Regions from separate parts of the Homo sapiens genome. Here all the other regions are linked to region 1. Evidence: read pairs that join two places in POLR2A ChIA-PET (ENCODE). Cell type or tissue: GM12878. All regions are shown on one strand. Region 1 holds the start of CD200 (CD200 molecule). Region 2 overlaps BTLA (B and T lymphocyte associated). Region 3 overlaps TBILA (TGF-beta induced lncRNA).

Region 1 (2,500 bases):
TACCAATGGGATATATGAAAACCTTCTCCGTTTTTTGTCTTGTAAGCTGGTTCCGAATAAACAAAATGTCTGTTTCTCTAGATACCCGGGGTTAACCCTTCAAAGCATTATGATCACAGAGCATTTCAGCTCTCTCAAGTGTAGCTTCAGCTTTAACTGATCCTTCATGGCTTCCCCCAGGCAAGGGCTAGGAGGGAGAAAGGGGCTGCATAACAAAGAGGAGACGCAGGAGCTCTCCCGGAGAAAGCGAGCCTGGAAATCTGTATCTCCGCCGCAGCTTTTGGTGCCAATATGGAACCAATACAGCATTTCTCTTTCCCTTTTGGGGGCAGTTTAAAATAGGCTGTGCCTCCCCAGTTTTGGGAGCTGGAGCCAGTGAGCCGAGCCGAGCCTGCCCGGAGGATGCGCCAGCTTCGTCAGCGCGGATCAAGAGCCCCCGGAGCCCCGGCCTGGTGCATCTTTTTTTCAGGCAATTGGAATGGAGAATCTGGACGCCAGCAGCTGCCTGTAAACCACCCTTTGGAAGGCAAAATCCGTTTCTCAGCAAGAGAAAGCGCTTAGAGAAAAGCGCTGCCATCAACACCGCTGATCTAGTCCCCGGACCAGATTGTGGCAAGAGCCGAAGCTCCGCGCCTTCCACTCGCCGCCCGCCCCAGGGCCACCGGCTCAACATCGCCTGCCCTGCGCCCTCCTTCCCAAGCCCCGGCCCCGCTCACCAGCCTCTCCATCCTTGCTCCTGGAGGCGCGCGCGAGGTGGCTGACTGCGGATGTGCGCCTGGAGCTCTGCTAGGCAGGCGGGAGGAGCGTCACCTGTGCCCCTGCCGCACCTCCCGCCTCTTCCTCCTCGCTAGCCCCCTTCTCCCACTCCGTTTTCCCCACGCCCTCACAGGAGCGGAGGCTGTCTGTGTGGGGGGAATTAAATGATGTTTATATTCAGCTTTGTCTATTTTCAGACATTTTTCCCTTTTCAAAGGTGACCGCTGGGGAAACTGACAAAGTGTTTGGAAAAAAAAAATCATTTTTTTTTTTCCATTTTCCTGCTACCTGGACTGAGAAAGGAAATGAGGTGGGAGGTTGTGGAGATCAGTTGTTGACCTGTTAGCTCTTGATGTAGTGGCAAAGGATTCAAGCTGAATTTAACCAATGGACTTTTTTTTTTTTTTAAAGAAAAAACTTACATTTATTATTTTTAAATCCAGATTCAAATTATATATTTAAGCAATTCCGTAATGATTTCACCTTTCATGATGTGATCAATTCTTTGGTGAAGAGTTTCCTTCCACTTGCATTAATGATGAGGATTCTTTTTTCCCTTCTCCTTCTCCTTCTTCTCCTTCTTCTTCTTCTTGAGACGGAGTCTCGCTCTGTGGTCCAGGCTGGAGTGCAGTGGCGCTATCTTGGCTCACTACAAGCTCCGCCTCCCGGGTTCCCGCCATTCTCCTGCCTCAGCCTCCCGAGTAGCTGGGACTACAGACGCCCGCCACCATGCCCGGCTAATTTTTTGTATTTTTAGTAGAGACGGGGTTTCACCATGTTAGCCAGGATGGTCTCGGTCTCTTGACCTCGTGATCCGCCCGCCTCGGCCTCCCAAAATGCTGGGATTACAGGCGTGAGCCACTGCGCCCGGCCCTCCTCCTCCTCTTCCTCCTTCTCCGTCTCCTTCTCCTTCTCCTTCTCCTCCTTCTCCTTCTCCTCCTCCCCCTCCCCCTCCTCCTCCTCCTTCGTCTTCTTCTTCTTGTTCCAGAGTTCTTGGCTCTTAAAAAAAAAAAAAAAAGGACAAAGAAATCATCAAGTGTTCACCTCCTGAAGGCTTTTGTGTTTTACTACTACCACCCTCTCATAAGGAGCTGGGACAAAGCTTTGGGGTTTTGTTTTTGCTTCTTTTTACAGACAAAGTCTCGCTCTGTTGTCCAAGCTGGAATGCAGTGGTGCGATCATAACTCACTCCTGGGCTCAAGGGATCCTCTCACCTCAGCCTCTAGAGTAGCTAGAATGATAGTTGTGCAGCCACTATGTCCAGCTTTTTTTTTTTTTCCAGACACGGGGTCTTGTGTTGCCCAGGCTGGCCTGAAATTCCTAGCCTCAAATGCTCCTTCTACCTTTGCCTCCCAAAGCAGTGGGATTACAGGCATGAACCACTGCACCTGACCTATTCTCCCACTTCTTTTTTTGGGGGGGGGGCGGTGGGAGACGGGGGCGGAGTCTCGCTCTGTCGTCCAGGCTGGAGTGCAGTGGCGCGATCTCGGCTCACTGCAAGCTCTGCCTCCTGGGTTCACGCCATTCTCCTGCCTCAGCCTCCGAAGTAGCTGGGACTACAGGCGCCCGCCACCACGCCCGGCTAATTTTTTTTGTATTTTTAGTAGAGACGGGGTTTCACCGTTTAGCCAGGATGGTCTCGATCTCCTGACTTCATGATTCGCCCGTCTCAGCCTCCCAAAGTTGTGGGAATTACAGGCGTGAGCCACCGCGCCCGGCCCCTATTCTCCTACTTCTAACACCA
Region 2 (2,500 bases), 160 kb before region 1:
TTCCTACCTTATATTGCATAGGAACCCACATATTATCAAGAGGAAAAGCCTATGAGTGGCTCATCAGAAGCTTCTGATTTTTCAGGTTTTATTTTTTTATTTTTTTGAGACAAGAGTTTTGCTCTCGTCACCCAGGCTGGAGTGCAATGGCGTGATCCCGCCTCACTGCATCCTCTGCCTCCCGGGTTCAATCGATTCTTCTTCCTCCCGGGTTCAATTTATTCTCCTGCCTCAGCGTCCCTAGTAGCTGGGATTACAGGCACCTTCCACCACGCACAGCTAATTTTTGTATTTTTAGTAGAGATGTTGGATAACCCCAATTATCCAACATCTGTCCTACCCAACTGAGCACTGCAACACTCTACTGCACTCAGTTTGGGAAGAACGAGCTATCTATTCATCATCAGTGTGGCAGCCTGAGCATTTTCGCAAGAAGTAGTGATAGATTTGTACTTAACTATTTATAACATCTACTCAGTTCTCTTTTCTTGCCATCAACCTGTTTTTTAAGAAAGTCAGCCAAGCTATGGATGCAATGCATGTTGGGCAGGCTGGTCTGGAGCTCCTGACCTCAAGTGATCCACCTGCCTCAGCCTCCCAAAGTGCTAGGATTACAGGTATGAGCCACCATGCCCAGTGATTTTTCAGGTTTTAAATATTCTGTCTTATTATTCCCTACAAGCACACATTTATCAGTTTGGCTACTGCAATTTTAAATTAGAAAATCTGGCCACTGAGGTTCTATGGAAAGTCTATCTATAATTTTAAACTGTGTAGTTTGGAATATGTCTCTATGATGCCAGGATGCCACACAACCAAGTGCAAAGTAAAAAAGTCCTTAGTTACTCAAACATCTTTATGTTTGTAAGTATCTAGTATTAAGTCAACTAGGTGCTTAGATGGTTGACTGAATTTTCCACCTTCCATCAGATGCCTACAGTCACATAGCTACAACTGGAGTCAAATATTATTAAATAGATTTCTTCCCCATTTGAAGGATACATAAACTACTCTCTATGAAATTAAGAACAATGAGTTTCAGTGCTAAACCACATTGATGGTGGGGTAAGACCTTTATTTCTCCCAATGTGCAACCTAGCATTTGCAAAAGTGAACTTGGCTGTTAGAACTGGGTTAATTTACTGGCTCTGCCACTTACTGTATGGCATTGATTAAGTCTCTTCTCTTCTCTTTAGTTTCCTCATTTGTACAATACAGGTAATAATTGTACCTAAATTATGGGGCTGCTGTGAAGACTGTAGATGCAATAATATGGGTAAAGTGCCTCGCATAGTAAGTGCACGTATTTAAAGCTCAGTAAATGTTAGTGGTATTTTTCCTAAATTATTTTCACCATGCAACCTCTATGTAATTAAATGAGAATTATGTTTTAACATTATTATTTAAAATAGTTGAGTTTTTAAAGTTAAAAATAAAATAAATAAGTACAATATATTTTGCAATATATTTAGCCCAAAATATAGTGAATCAAATTATTCAGAAAATGAAATATGGCTGGGAGCCATGGCCCTAGCCTTTAGTCTCAGCACTTTGGGAAGCCAAGACGGGCAGATCACCTGAGGTCAGGAGTTTAAGACCAGACTGGTCAACATGGTGAAACCCCGTCTCTACTAAAAATATAAAAATTTGCTGGGTGTGTTGGGAGGTGCCTGTAGTCCCAGCTACTCGGGAGGCCGAGACAGGAGAATAGCTTGAACCCAGGAGGCAGAGGTTGCAGTGAGCTGAGATCACACCACTGCACTCAAAAAAAAAAGGGAAAGACTTGAGTGAAGTACTGGTCAGATATATACCAGTTGATATAATGGATTGCAGCAGCAGTTGCATTAAATTAAAGCTATAGGTTAAGAGAAGGAACATTTGGTGAAATTTGTTCTCCCAGGCAGAGCTGATGGCTCCATTTCTTAAAACCACATTAAATACCTTATATCTTGGGGATTTCCTGTGATTTACTTAATTGCTGAGTTCTTTACAGTAATACATTTTCAGTGTTTAAAGATAGCCTTTGAAGATTTTTTCCCCCTACTTCAAAGCAATGTGAGATCCGTGTCCTTGTTCCTAGGAGTGAGGCTGCATATATAATAAGGCTGGAAAAAATGTAATGTTCTCTACAAACTTCCTGTTTAAGGTCCTTCTTTATTACAAAAGTATGCTTGCTTACTTTTTGTGTTTCTCTAAAAAATTAGAGAAACTTGCCCCTCAGTGTGTGGCATACAGTTTCTGTCCTGATAGAAGTAATAAAAATGTCAATATCTTCCCTTCATGGGCAGATCATGCTGGCAAGATCTAGACTGCAAGTGGAAGTGTCTCTGTCCATTGCCTGCCCTGTCATCCTGGACCATTTGTCTGAGGCTGCCCTAGACCCTAGTTCAGTTGAGGATCAACCAAGGATTCCACTTTTAGGCAGGCAGGAACACTGCAGTTAATGTCTGGGTATCACCAACACCATATATGATGCAGAATAAAGGCAGTTGGAACTGTT
Region 3 (2,500 bases), 200 kb after region 1:
TTTTACAGCAGTAAATCTATTATAAATATCCTGCTCTTTCATGCTACTTTACACAAGTGATTGATAGCTAACACTTCCACAGCTCAGCTTCTCCATCTAGCGGCCTGAGTAAAACAGAAGCTTGAAAGCAATTCCTAACCTTCCCCTAAATTACAATGGGCAGATTGATTTCCAACTCACCCTACCATGGCTCTCTGGACTCAAAGACTCTTTTAGACAATAGTGGAACTAATTAAGCCACACATGGAGCAGCATCCAGGCTGTGTCTGCTCAGGCTGCCCCAACTAGGGTCTAGGATCTGTTCATTCATACTGGTGGGAAGTCAACAATAGCCCTACTCACTGGCTAAGCACCCTGTCCATGTGGTCTCTCTTTCACAATGCTAAGACATTCTGGTCCCCTGCTGCTAGCCTCTAGGTAGTGCAAAATGTGCTGAGGCCACTGAGGAAGGGGCACTTTTAGGTTAGATTGATTGTTTTTCTTTTTTTCTGAAGGTAATAGGGAAGAGAGAGGTTAGTTATAATAGTATACCAAGATTCCTTCCGACTCCCACACATACATACCTCTTTTTCTCGTACACAAAATGGCAGACCACTGGTTGTCATCCCAGATTTTCCATACACAAGGAAGAAGCATTCAATAATTTGGAACACATACTCTATTTTTTATTGTAATTATCCAGCCTGGGAAAGGAAATGGTTTTGAAAGAGGAGAATAGGAGAAACAGACAAGGGTACCCCCAGGTTTCTTAGATCTATATGCTGTGGAAACCTGATTTTCAATATAAGCTTTGTTAAGAATATTCTTTTTTACTTCAATGCTTCATTTAATTTATTGATGGGAGGGTTTTCCTGAATTTCAAATATTTACAGAATAAGAAAATTTACCACCCTAACATCTTTCCTAGAGTCAATTACATGAGGGATTCATGAAAAAAATTAATGGAGCTACTATTGGGGAAATAGAATTAAAAGCAAAATCTCCTGCTATTTCAGAAAACCTCACCACAAAAATAGAAGAGAAAGAAAACACTTTTATTTCTGAATATTCAACCAGAATGTAATGCACACCACAGGCAATCCCCTAAAGAGATTACTAAAACAGAAAGAAATCTTCCCCTTTTATATGCCAAGAAGATATCCTCCACTGCACACATTTTCTCAAGACAAACAATGACTAGTATTCACATAAGAGGACTTGACAGCACCATTTGTCACATAGCGTTTATCTGAAATTATTTTTGTAATATATTTGCTAATTGCCCTTAAAAACTAATTTCTCATTTCTTTTTGGTTGGAGGTAGATTTGCAATTTGGAGTCAGGTGTCAACTGAAGTTAGACTCCAGAAAATTGTATTCTGGAATACTTGAGCATGGAGACTGCACATGGACATTAGGGTGTGTGCTCTGAGATAAACGAAAGCTACAGTGAGAGAACATAACCAATCCCAAAGATAATTTCAAAGAACAATGACAGCAAAGGTTAGGTGGGAGTAGTATTTGACAATGCTTATTTGATATTGTCTCTCAGAGCTGCAAACTAGATTATACAAGTCATTAGCGTCAGATAGCTTTAAAGTTGTGACCTTCCTTTACATGAATTTTCTAGCCAGTTTCCTATCCTTTGCAAGAGGTAACAAAACATGAAACCCTAGAATGTGTGAGTTCAGGCATTAGGTATATAATAAGGAGGCTCTCTGTCCAGGGCTGCTTTCTGTCTTGCAGGGGCTAGTGAGTCTTGTGTGTTTTTATTTTATTCTCACATTTGTGTTTTTTTAGAAAAGTGAATGATCAATAATGGCTTATCTTTTATAATAAAATCTTCCATTTTTAATAAGGTGCTCCTGGAAATCCCTCACAGAGCCAAAAGGAAGTTTGGAGAGCAGCCATAAGGATAAGAATGATGTGAGATGAATCTGGGGTTGCACAGCTAGTACCCTAGTTTCTCTGAAATTGTTTCTTCTAAGCCCACTCCCCATCCTTCTCCTGCCTGTTTTAGATATGACCTTTACATTACTCAAGGACAAGCAATAAAATATTTTGCACTTTGTTTTATTTCTTTCAAGGAACTTCACAAGAGCAGTCCTGTATCTGCTTTTCTTACCATTGAACCTACAGTGCCCAGCACATAGTAGGCACTCGACACATACTTGTTAAAGGAATGAACAAACAGATGAGTGACCAAACTGGAAACAACCATCAAATACAAGGATAATACAAAAATCCATGATTCCTGTCCCGAGATTTCTTTCTTTTTTAACCTTTTGTCTGTTGAGATTCATTTATGTGCAGTGAAGTGCACCCTTATTAGTATACAGTTCTGTGAATTATGAGAAATGCATACAGTCATGTGGGCACTAACACAATCAAGATAAAGAACAACAACAAAAAATTTCCTCCTGTGCTTTGAAAGTCAACACCTCCCCCACCTTTTGCTCCTGGCAACACTAATATGTTTTCTGTTCCTGTGGTTTCACCTTATCTCTAATGTCACAGAAGGT

The links. Peaks named below come from ENCODE experiments on the same cell type or tissue, not always from the same donor. Only the 100,000 strongest peaks of a DNase experiment are listed, where the experiment ranks them.
Region 2: POLR2A ChIA-PET joins it to region 1 with 15 read pairs; 7 of 35 experiments call an interaction of 5 or more read pairs at or near these places.
Region 3: POLR2A ChIA-PET joins it to region 1 with 10 read pairs; 3 of 35 experiments call an interaction of 5 or more read pairs at or near these places.

What each region holds. Positions count from the first base shown.
Region 1 is chr3:112,331,441-112,333,940 of GRCh38, reverse strand. It overlaps CD200 (CD200 molecule), which reads right to left and starts at 785. Exons shown (of 6, transcript NM_005944.7): 1 at 717-785. The coding sequence starts at 728. It overlaps LOC105374042 (a long non-coding RNA gene), which reads right to left. Exons shown (of 5, transcript NR_147411.1): 5 at 1,187-1,755. RefSeq lists enhancers at 1-160, 161-1,118. In GM12878, no CTCF peak of the experiment used is centred here; no DNase peak of the experiment used is centred here; H3K4me3 peaks cover 1,363 bases; H3K27ac peaks cover 1,149 bases.
Region 2 is chr3:112,496,041-112,498,540 of GRCh38, reverse strand. The region is part of intron 1 of BTLA (B and T lymphocyte associated); the gene reads left to right. Among named protein-coding and RNA genes, the nearest start is that of BTLA, 2.2 kb to the left of the region's middle. RefSeq lists an enhancer at 486-605. In GM12878, no CTCF peak of the experiment used is centred here; no DNase peak of the experiment used is centred here; H3K4me3 peaks cover 2,500 bases; H3K27ac peaks cover 2,500 bases.
Region 3 is chr3:112,134,895-112,137,394 of GRCh38, reverse strand. It overlaps TBILA (TGF-beta induced lncRNA), which reads right to left. Exons shown (of 1, transcript NR_157393.1): 1 at 2,036-2,500. It also overlaps a transcript of C3orf52 not described here. Among named protein-coding and RNA genes, the nearest start is that of TBILA, 2.7 kb to the right of the region's middle. RefSeq lists enhancers at 1-307, 308-827. In GM12878, a CTCF peak has its summit at 93 (motif pointing left); DNase peaks (open chromatin) are centred at 119, 1,127 and 2,484; H3K4me3 peaks cover 503 bases; H3K27ac peaks cover 2,500 bases.